Linked DNA regions of Homo sapiens: all the other regions are linked to region 3. The links are chromatin loops, found by intact Hi-C in ENCODE. Cell type or tissue: heart right ventricle. All regions are shown on one strand.

Evidence for each region. A loop is a pair of places that touch in the nucleus more often than their neighbours do. Peaks named below come from ENCODE experiments on the same cell type or tissue, not always from the same donor. Only the 100,000 strongest peaks of a DNase experiment are listed, where the experiment ranks them.
Region 1: a loop joins it to region 3, with 4 times the contacts of the local background. A loop is called at or near these places in 75 of 110 quality-filtered maps.
Region 2: it touches region 3 in a loop (3-fold over the local background); 10 of 110 quality-filtered maps call a loop at or near these places.

What each region holds. Positions count from the first base shown.
Region 1 is chr1:36,098,774-36,101,273 of GRCh38, reverse strand. It overlaps COL8A2 (collagen type VIII alpha 2 chain), which reads left to right. Exons shown (of 4, transcript NM_005202.4): 3 at 1,016-1,224; 4 at 1,787-2,500. The coding sequence starts at 1,032. Among named protein-coding and RNA genes, the nearest start is that of ADPRS, 11 kb to the right of the region's middle. RefSeq lists a silencer at 1,082-1,211. In heart right ventricle, CTCF peaks have their summits at 1,279 and 1,493 (motif pointing left); DNase peaks (open chromatin) are centred at 1,080 and 1,493; H3K4me3 peaks cover 418 bases.
Region 2 is chr1:36,202,797-36,205,296 of GRCh38, reverse strand. No RefSeq gene overlaps it. Among named protein-coding and RNA genes, the nearest start is that of THRAP3, 20 kb to the left of the region's middle. In heart right ventricle, no CTCF peak of the experiment used is centred here; DNase peaks (open chromatin) are centred at 876 and 1,366; H3K27ac peaks cover 2,500 bases.
Region 3 is chr1:36,284,402-36,286,901 of GRCh38, reverse strand. It overlaps THRAP3 (thyroid hormone receptor associated protein 3), which reads right to left. Exons shown (of 12, transcript NM_005119.4): 4 at 1-534. Among named protein-coding and RNA genes, the nearest start is that of SH3D21, 21 kb to the left of the region's middle. In heart right ventricle, CTCF peaks have their summits at 1,048 and 1,249 (motif pointing right); a DNase peak (open chromatin) is centred at 1,281; H3K4me3 peaks cover 170 bases; H3K27ac peaks cover 2,396 bases.

The DNA.
Region 1 (2,500 bases), 190 kb after region 3:
GGTGAGGGGCAGAGAAAGGGATAGCAGGCAATAGAGTTGGAGACACAGGCACAGAGTAGGTTAGAAAGGCCTTGAATGCAGGCCGGGCGCGGTGGCTCATGCCTGTAATCCTAACACTTTGGGAGGCTGAGGCAGCCGGATCACCTGAGGTCAGGAGTTCGAGACCAGCCTGGCCAACATGGCGAAACTCCATCTCTACTAAAAATACAAGAATTAGCCAGGCGTGGTGGCACACACCTATAATTCCAGCTACTTGGGAGGCTAAGGCACGAGAATCGCTTGAACCCGGGAGGCAGATTTTGCAGTGAGCCAGGATGGCGCCATTGCACATTGCACTGGGCGAGCAAAACTGTCTCAAAAAAAAAAAAAAAAAAAAAAAAAAAAAAGCCTTGAATGCTATGCTAAGCGCCATAGACTTGATCCCAAAGGCGAGTGGCAGGGAGTCCAGAAGGGCATCAGCAGAAGGTGCAGTCAGACAGACCTAAGACAAATCCCATCTCTGGCTTCCTCAAGACTTTTGCTTTAGTTTTATCATCTGGAAAATGGAGATGACAATAATAATAACTTGTTAAAGTGTTCTGAGCATTAAGTGAATTCATGTCCCTAAAGAGCTCAGCCTAGTGCCTGGCAGAGAGCTGGCCCAGCAATGGAAATGGGTGTTGACATCCAAGAGTTTTTAGCAGGGGAGGTCAGACTGCTCTAAAAGGCACGCCCGGCTGCAGAGAGTGACTGGCTGGTTTTGAGGAGGCTGCTGTCCTGGGGAGGCTGGGCTCTCGGAGATGGTGGGGGTGATGAACAGCCACAGGCAGGGTCTGAAGAAGTTTAGGAGGTGGCTTATGCAGACCCCCGCGACTTTGAAAATTGCTTGTGAATAATATCTAAATTCGGAATTGCTTCTCAGCCTTTTGACTGAAATCTCCAGTGTAATCTCTAAATTCTGATCTTTTGGTGACCCCGGGCCTAGTGCCAAACCACCCAGGGCTGGCTTGATGACTTTCTCTGTTCTTCTTTGCAGCACGTCCACGGACGCCATGCTGGGGACTCTGACACCCCTGTCTTCGCTGCTGCTGCTGCTACTGGTGCTGGTGCTGGGGTGTGGGCCGCGGGCGTCCTCTGGTGGCGGGGCCGGTGGGGCGGCGGGCTATGCCCCAGTGAAGTACATCCAGCCCATGCAGAAAGGACCTGTGGGACCGCCCTTCCGTGAGGGCAAAGGCCAGTACCTGGGTGAGAGCCTCCTCACCCCACAGTGCCTCAAATCGCTCCCAGCCCCCAAATCCCCTGCCTCCCTGAGAGCCATCAGATCCTCAGGCGCCCTCCACAGCTCCTCATTCCCCACCAATTTTCCTACCTTCAGTGTTTTTCCTAATACCCCAGAGGGCCTGGAAACGGTGCAGTTAGCTGGCACAGGTGGTCTTCCAAGGGGGAGATGAACTGGGAAGTTGGGAGGTGGGGCTCTGCTCCCACGGGCTCTAAGGTGGGCTGCTGGTGCCACCTGGTGGCCACTCCACCTTCAGGTCATGCAGGGATGAGAGGTGAGAATCAGCCAGGCTCATGGAGGAGGCCCAGCCTAGGTAGGTTGGGTGTTAGGAGCCCTTAAGGAGGACACCCTGTTGCCCCCAAGATGTCCCCTGGGCCACCCCCAAACCCCATCTTCCATGAGAGCAGGAAGGGGCAGCCCCATTCTTCCTCTCCCGTGTACCTCATACTGGAATGGGGGAATGGGTAGATGGGGTCCCCTGTCCCCACAGTTCAGGCCCCTGACTGCCCCTTTCTCTTTCTTTCTCAGAAATGCCTCTACCGCTGCTGCCGATGGACCTGAAGGGAGAGCCCGGCCCCCCTGGGAAGCCCGGGCCTCGGGGTCCCCCTGGCCCCCCTGGCTTCCCAGGAAAACCAGGCATGGGAAAGCCAGGACTCCATGGGCAGCCTGGCCCTGCTGGGCCCCCTGGCTTCTCCCGGATGGGCAAGGCTGGTCCCCCAGGGCTCCCTGGCAAGGTCGGGCCACCAGGGCAGCCGGGGCTTCGGGGGGAGCCAGGAATACGAGGGGACCAGGGCCTCCGGGGACCCCCAGGACCCCCTGGCCTCCCGGGCCCCTCAGGCATTACTATCCCTGGAAAACCAGGTGCCCAAGGGGTGCCAGGGCCCCCAGGATTCCAGGGGGAACCAGGGCCCCAGGGGGAGCCTGGGCCCCCAGGTGATCGAGGCCTCAAGGGGGATAATGGAGTGGGCCAGCCCGGGCTGCCTGGGGCCCCAGGGCAGGGGGGTGCCCCCGGCCCCCCCGGCCTCCCTGGTCCAGCTGGCTTAGGCAAACCTGGTTTGGATGGGCTTCCTGGGGCCCCAGGAGACAAGGGTGAGTCTGGGCCTCCTGGAGTTCCAGGCCCCAGGGGGGAGCCAGGAGCTGTGGGCCCAAAAGGACCTCCTGGAGTAGACGGTGTGGGAGTCCCAGGGGCAGCAGGGTTGCCAGGACCACAGGGCCCATCAGGGGCCAAAGGGGAGCCAGGGA
Region 2 (2,500 bases), 82 kb after region 3:
CAGCCAGCCTGGCAGGGGGTTTTTGGAGCAGATCATCTGGTTTAGAGAATTAAATATATGGGACAATTCTTTTTTTTTTTTTTGAGACAGAGTCTTGCTCTGTTGCCCAGGCTGGAGTGCAGTGGCGCGATCTCGGCTCACTGCAAGCACCGCCTCCCGGGTTCATGCCATTCTCCTGCCTCAGCCTCCCGAGTAGCTGGGACTACAGGTGCCCGCCACCACGCCTGGCTAATTTCTTGGTATTTTTAGTAGAGACGGAGTTTCACCATGTTGGCCAGGATGGTCTCAATCTCCTGACCTCGTGATCCGCCCGCTTCAGCCTCCCAAAGTGCTGGGATTACAGGTGTGAGCCACCATGCCTGGATAAATGGGACATTTCTTACATCTAAGCATCATGGAATAAAATGCATATTTGTTACCTGTATCTTGTCCAGACATACTTGGGGGCCCATCTCTTCTTCCTCCCTTAGAGACGAGAGTGCACACCCACTCATGAAACACCCCTAGCACATCCCAAAACACACCTGGGATGCCTTTTGGGTGGAATAAGAACAGAAGCTCCATGAGGGCAGGGACTTCGTTACTGCTGTACCTAGACTGCTCTTCAGTCTCAGTGGCTCTCCTAGTTTCCCCGGCTTCTGACTTAGGGCAACTTAAGCCATGCTAGAGCCAGGGGGCCCTGTGCACACGGGCCGAAGGGAGAACCAGCCAGACACCCTGGGGTAGCCTCTTCTCAAGAACATGAACCTACCTGGGGACAGTTCTCAGTCAGGAGCAATCCCTTCCCAGGAAACATCCGGCAATATCTGGAGGCAGTTTGGATTGTCACAAGAGCAGAGGAGTTGGGGGAGTGCCAATGGCATGTGGTGGATAAGGGCCAAGGAGGCTGCTAAACATCCTACAGGGCACAGAACACCCCCCACCCACCCACCCACCCCCACCATCCAAGATTATCCTGCCCCAAATGTCAACAGTGCTGAGGTTGAGAAAGCCTGGGATAGGGACACAGCGGAGGGGAACTCAGACAGGACGGGGTCAGAGAAGAGACAGGAAAAGGTCAGCCTGCCCTGTAGCTACTGAACCCTCCCTCCCCACAACCCCCTTGCTCTGTGTGGGCCTTTGGTCTCTTCTTTTGTCTCCCGCCCTGCTTCTCTCCTCTATCTCTTTGGTGTTGTCCCTGTTTATTTCTGTTTATCTCTCGGTCTCCATTTCTCACTCAGTTGTGCCATCCACTCTGGCTGGATCCCTGTGTTCTGAGACGTGAGACAAGCCTTTGGCATTTGTACTCCTTCACCCACACTAATCACTCCAGCTGCCTCGGCCTGGGAGCGGAGCCAGGAGGTTGACAAAGGGGGGAGGGTACAAAGAGGGGGGTTGGGGGTAGGGGGTAGCACACACTCCCTGCTATCCTCACCACTCTTCTTGCCCTAGTTCCTGGGGCCCCAGTGTCTGCCAATGAGAGCCCTAGAGATCCAGCCACTGTCTTTCTCTCGCCCTCCAGGGCCTGGGACCAATCCAGCATGCCCGAGTGGCCTTGCCCTGCCCACTGACCTCTTCCTCCTTACCTCACCCCCTGGTTCCTTAAATTTCCCCTCCAGCCCAGTCCAGCAGCTGTTACAAAACAACTGGGGGCTGGGCATCTCCTTACCCCTGGCCCTGCCTTGGGTGACTGCCACTTAGCCCAGCACCCTCCGCCCAGAGATAAGGGACCTATGGTCTCTGCTCTGGTCCTAGTTTTTAGGACCCAGAGATCACTGCCCTGAGCCAGGAAATGATTTCTTGTGTTAGGACCCAGTGCTCAGTGTCCAGATTCAATTGCCAGTGCCTGTCCCCAGGACCCAGGACTCAGCCCTTTGTGCCTGAGGCCAGAGCTGCCTGCCCTCTTCCTACCACACACCTCGCCTGGCAGAACGTGGTGGCCTAGGCTGCTGTGTTTTAGGGGTGGGCATTGTGTGAGACCAGGAACCCTTCAGGTGACATTGCAGAAAAGTCTGGTGGCAATTTTTAAAACAGAAAGTTGAGGGACTTTTGGCCAGGCATGGTGGCTCATACCTGTAATCCCAGCAGTTTGGGAGGTTCAGTCAGGAGGAGTTCAAGACCAGCCTGGGCAACATAGTGAGATCCTGTTCCCATCACTGTTTTTTTTTTTTTTAAGATTCCATTCCTTTTGGGAGGCTGAGGCGGGCAGACCACTTGAGGTCAGGAATTCAATATCAGCCTGACCAATCATGTTGGTTTTAGTCTCTACTAAAAATACAAAAATTAGCAGACATGGTGGCAGGCGCCTGTAATCCCAGCTACTTGGGAAGCGATTCAAGGAGAATCGCTTGAAGCCGGGAGGAGCAGGTTGCAGTGAGCCAAGATCGCGCGACTGCACTGTAGCCTAGGCGACAGAGTGAGACTCCGTCTCAAAAAAAAAAAAAAAAAAAAAAAAAAGTGTTGTAATCCCAGCACTTTGGGAGGCCGAGGCAGGCAGATCTCCTGGGGTCAGGAGTTCGAG
Region 3 (2,500 bases):
GGCCATGGCTTCGAGCTCTCAGATGCTTTTGTATCTTGAGAGGTGCCTCCAGAGAATGTCTGCTCCTTGGCCTCATCTCCCTGGTTATCCCCGGCAGCCTGAGATGGCCGGCTATCCTTAGAAGAGGACTTTTTCTCCTTTGCAGACTTGCGCTTAGAAGATTCAACTCGGCTATGGTTGGAGGAAGAACGGGAGGATGAGGAGCGCCTTGACCGGTCAGAAGACGACTTATCAGAGTTTCTAGAATGGCTCCTGGACCTTGGTGAAGGGGACCTTCTCTTTGGGGACCGGGATCTTGAACGGCCTCGACGAGGACTGTATGCTTGCCGGTAATTCTGCCAATTTGAGCGGTAGTTTCCATAGCCTCCTCGGTTATATTGGCCCCATGGATAAAAGCCTCTGTTACGCCCACGGAAATAATAGGGCCTTCTATAGCCTCTGTTGTGACCTCGGAAATCCCGATTCTGATATACTCTTGGGTGGTTTCTTTCTCTGTTATGAGCTGGAGAATATGATCTGGAACGAGACCTAGAACTGGAATGGAAAGGAAAGAGACAAATGTTTGAATTTTTGACACAAGCATTTTTATTCAAGAAAAATCTGTTCTGAAATCCCTGCCCTTATGTGTCATTCACTTTCAGTTTTGTTTTCAAAGCAAGGGCACAAATATTTAATCCCACTACGTATGGCCCTTACTAAGTACAAAAACATGGATAAGAATCATTTGAACAAGTGATGAAACACAGGTCACTTCATTCATATTGCAGCACATTTAAAATGGAGGTGTACTTCTACAGTGACTGAAAAACTATCAACATTTTCTTAAGGTAGTAAACCACACAAAGACCATTTTAATATACCATAATAATAGCTTACAGTTTCACAGGCACGGGGATTTTAACAGGGCTCCAGGTCATTGGAAACGAGAGAAAAACTGTGAGCTGTGGTACCTAGACAGGTACTCTGACCCCTATCTACAATGTGGTAACACTCCACACCCTATCCTAGTCAGCTCTCTCCCCCTTGTGCGGGATGAACTTCTTAAGATACCACTAAGGCTTGGGATCGTTAAAAGTATAGTTACAACAGGTACACACCAAAGAAAACTTGGGAGAATGCATCTGCTCAAAGCTTAAAAGAACTTACTAAAATCACATAAGCAAAACATAAAATATTGTTTTTTAAAATGGAAATGGTCTGACTACTTAGGTCATATTTCTGTGGCTGAGCTACATGATCTTAACTAGGTGCCACAAGAGGGCACTATCGGACCATAAAGTACCCAAGGACGCATGAAGTTAGCAAAGAGTAACTAAAAAACACCCCCACCCCGGTGTGCACAGAAGGCTAGTGTTGTGTTCTTCTCCATTTAACAATATATAACTCTGGTAGAGCAAGATGAATTTCCAGAACCACAGAGACTTGATAGTAACCTAACTGTACATTCCTGAGTGTCAGGCTTGTCAATGATGAGAAACTTTGTTTCCATCAAAAAGCCAAAAATTACGTATGTTGGTGTAAAAACCCATTGGGGTTCTTGGATCCACTTTTCCTATCTACTATGATATAGATCATTGACATTAACCACTACTCCTAAGCAGCTGGCTACAAATAAGTAAAATTTACTAGAAAACTCTTTCAAATAATATTTTCTTTACATATAGAATAAAAACTCTTCAGTTAATCAGCAGGCTTTCTCATATCTGACTGGGAACAGATGCATTTTTGTTTTTTCCAAATAACTCCAGTTAGCAAATATACTAGTTTCTTTTCAGGATTTAACAACTAAACAAAACAGTATTTTTAAGAAGAAAGTACATTCAATTTAATCTAAAGATAAAGTGGGATTGGTTTTCCACTATTTATTGCCCACTGTACTCAGATTTTTTTATCTACACCATGAATAAGAGCAACTGGCAAAGATATATCTTACTGCTGGTTGTTATTGTAATTAAGTACAATTAAAAAAAAACTTACCTTCCACACTTTTCATTTGAAAACAGTAACAATATAAGAAAAGAAGGGAGAGGCAGATGCAGATTATGAAAGTGAATACAACCCGATTAAAGGGCTATGCTTGAGGGAGGTGATCCACCACCAGCACTAAGGAGGGTTTAATTCATGTTCCCATCCTCACAGGCTACTGCTGCTTCTGTTACCAATTACTAGTGAGGGCCCTGGGCATACTGCATCCAAAACTCACAGTCATTGCACAGATGCAGGAAAATGAGTCTCTGCAGATTGCAAATGAAGTTATTTAAGAGATGTCACTTAAAAGGATACAGTCTGTGAAATACAAGGAAATAATCAATTTTCTCCAATTCTGTAGAACTCAGCAGTTAGTTAATTTAAAGGCATGGTTTCTCAAACTCTCTGGATAGATACTTTCCTTGCAGGAGAGGGAAAACAAAAGAAAAAACCATGAAACAGATAAGCCAGAAATAAAAACTGAACATCCAGTGGCAAATTTATCTGTTTCTAAAAACAGAGAAGTCAGATT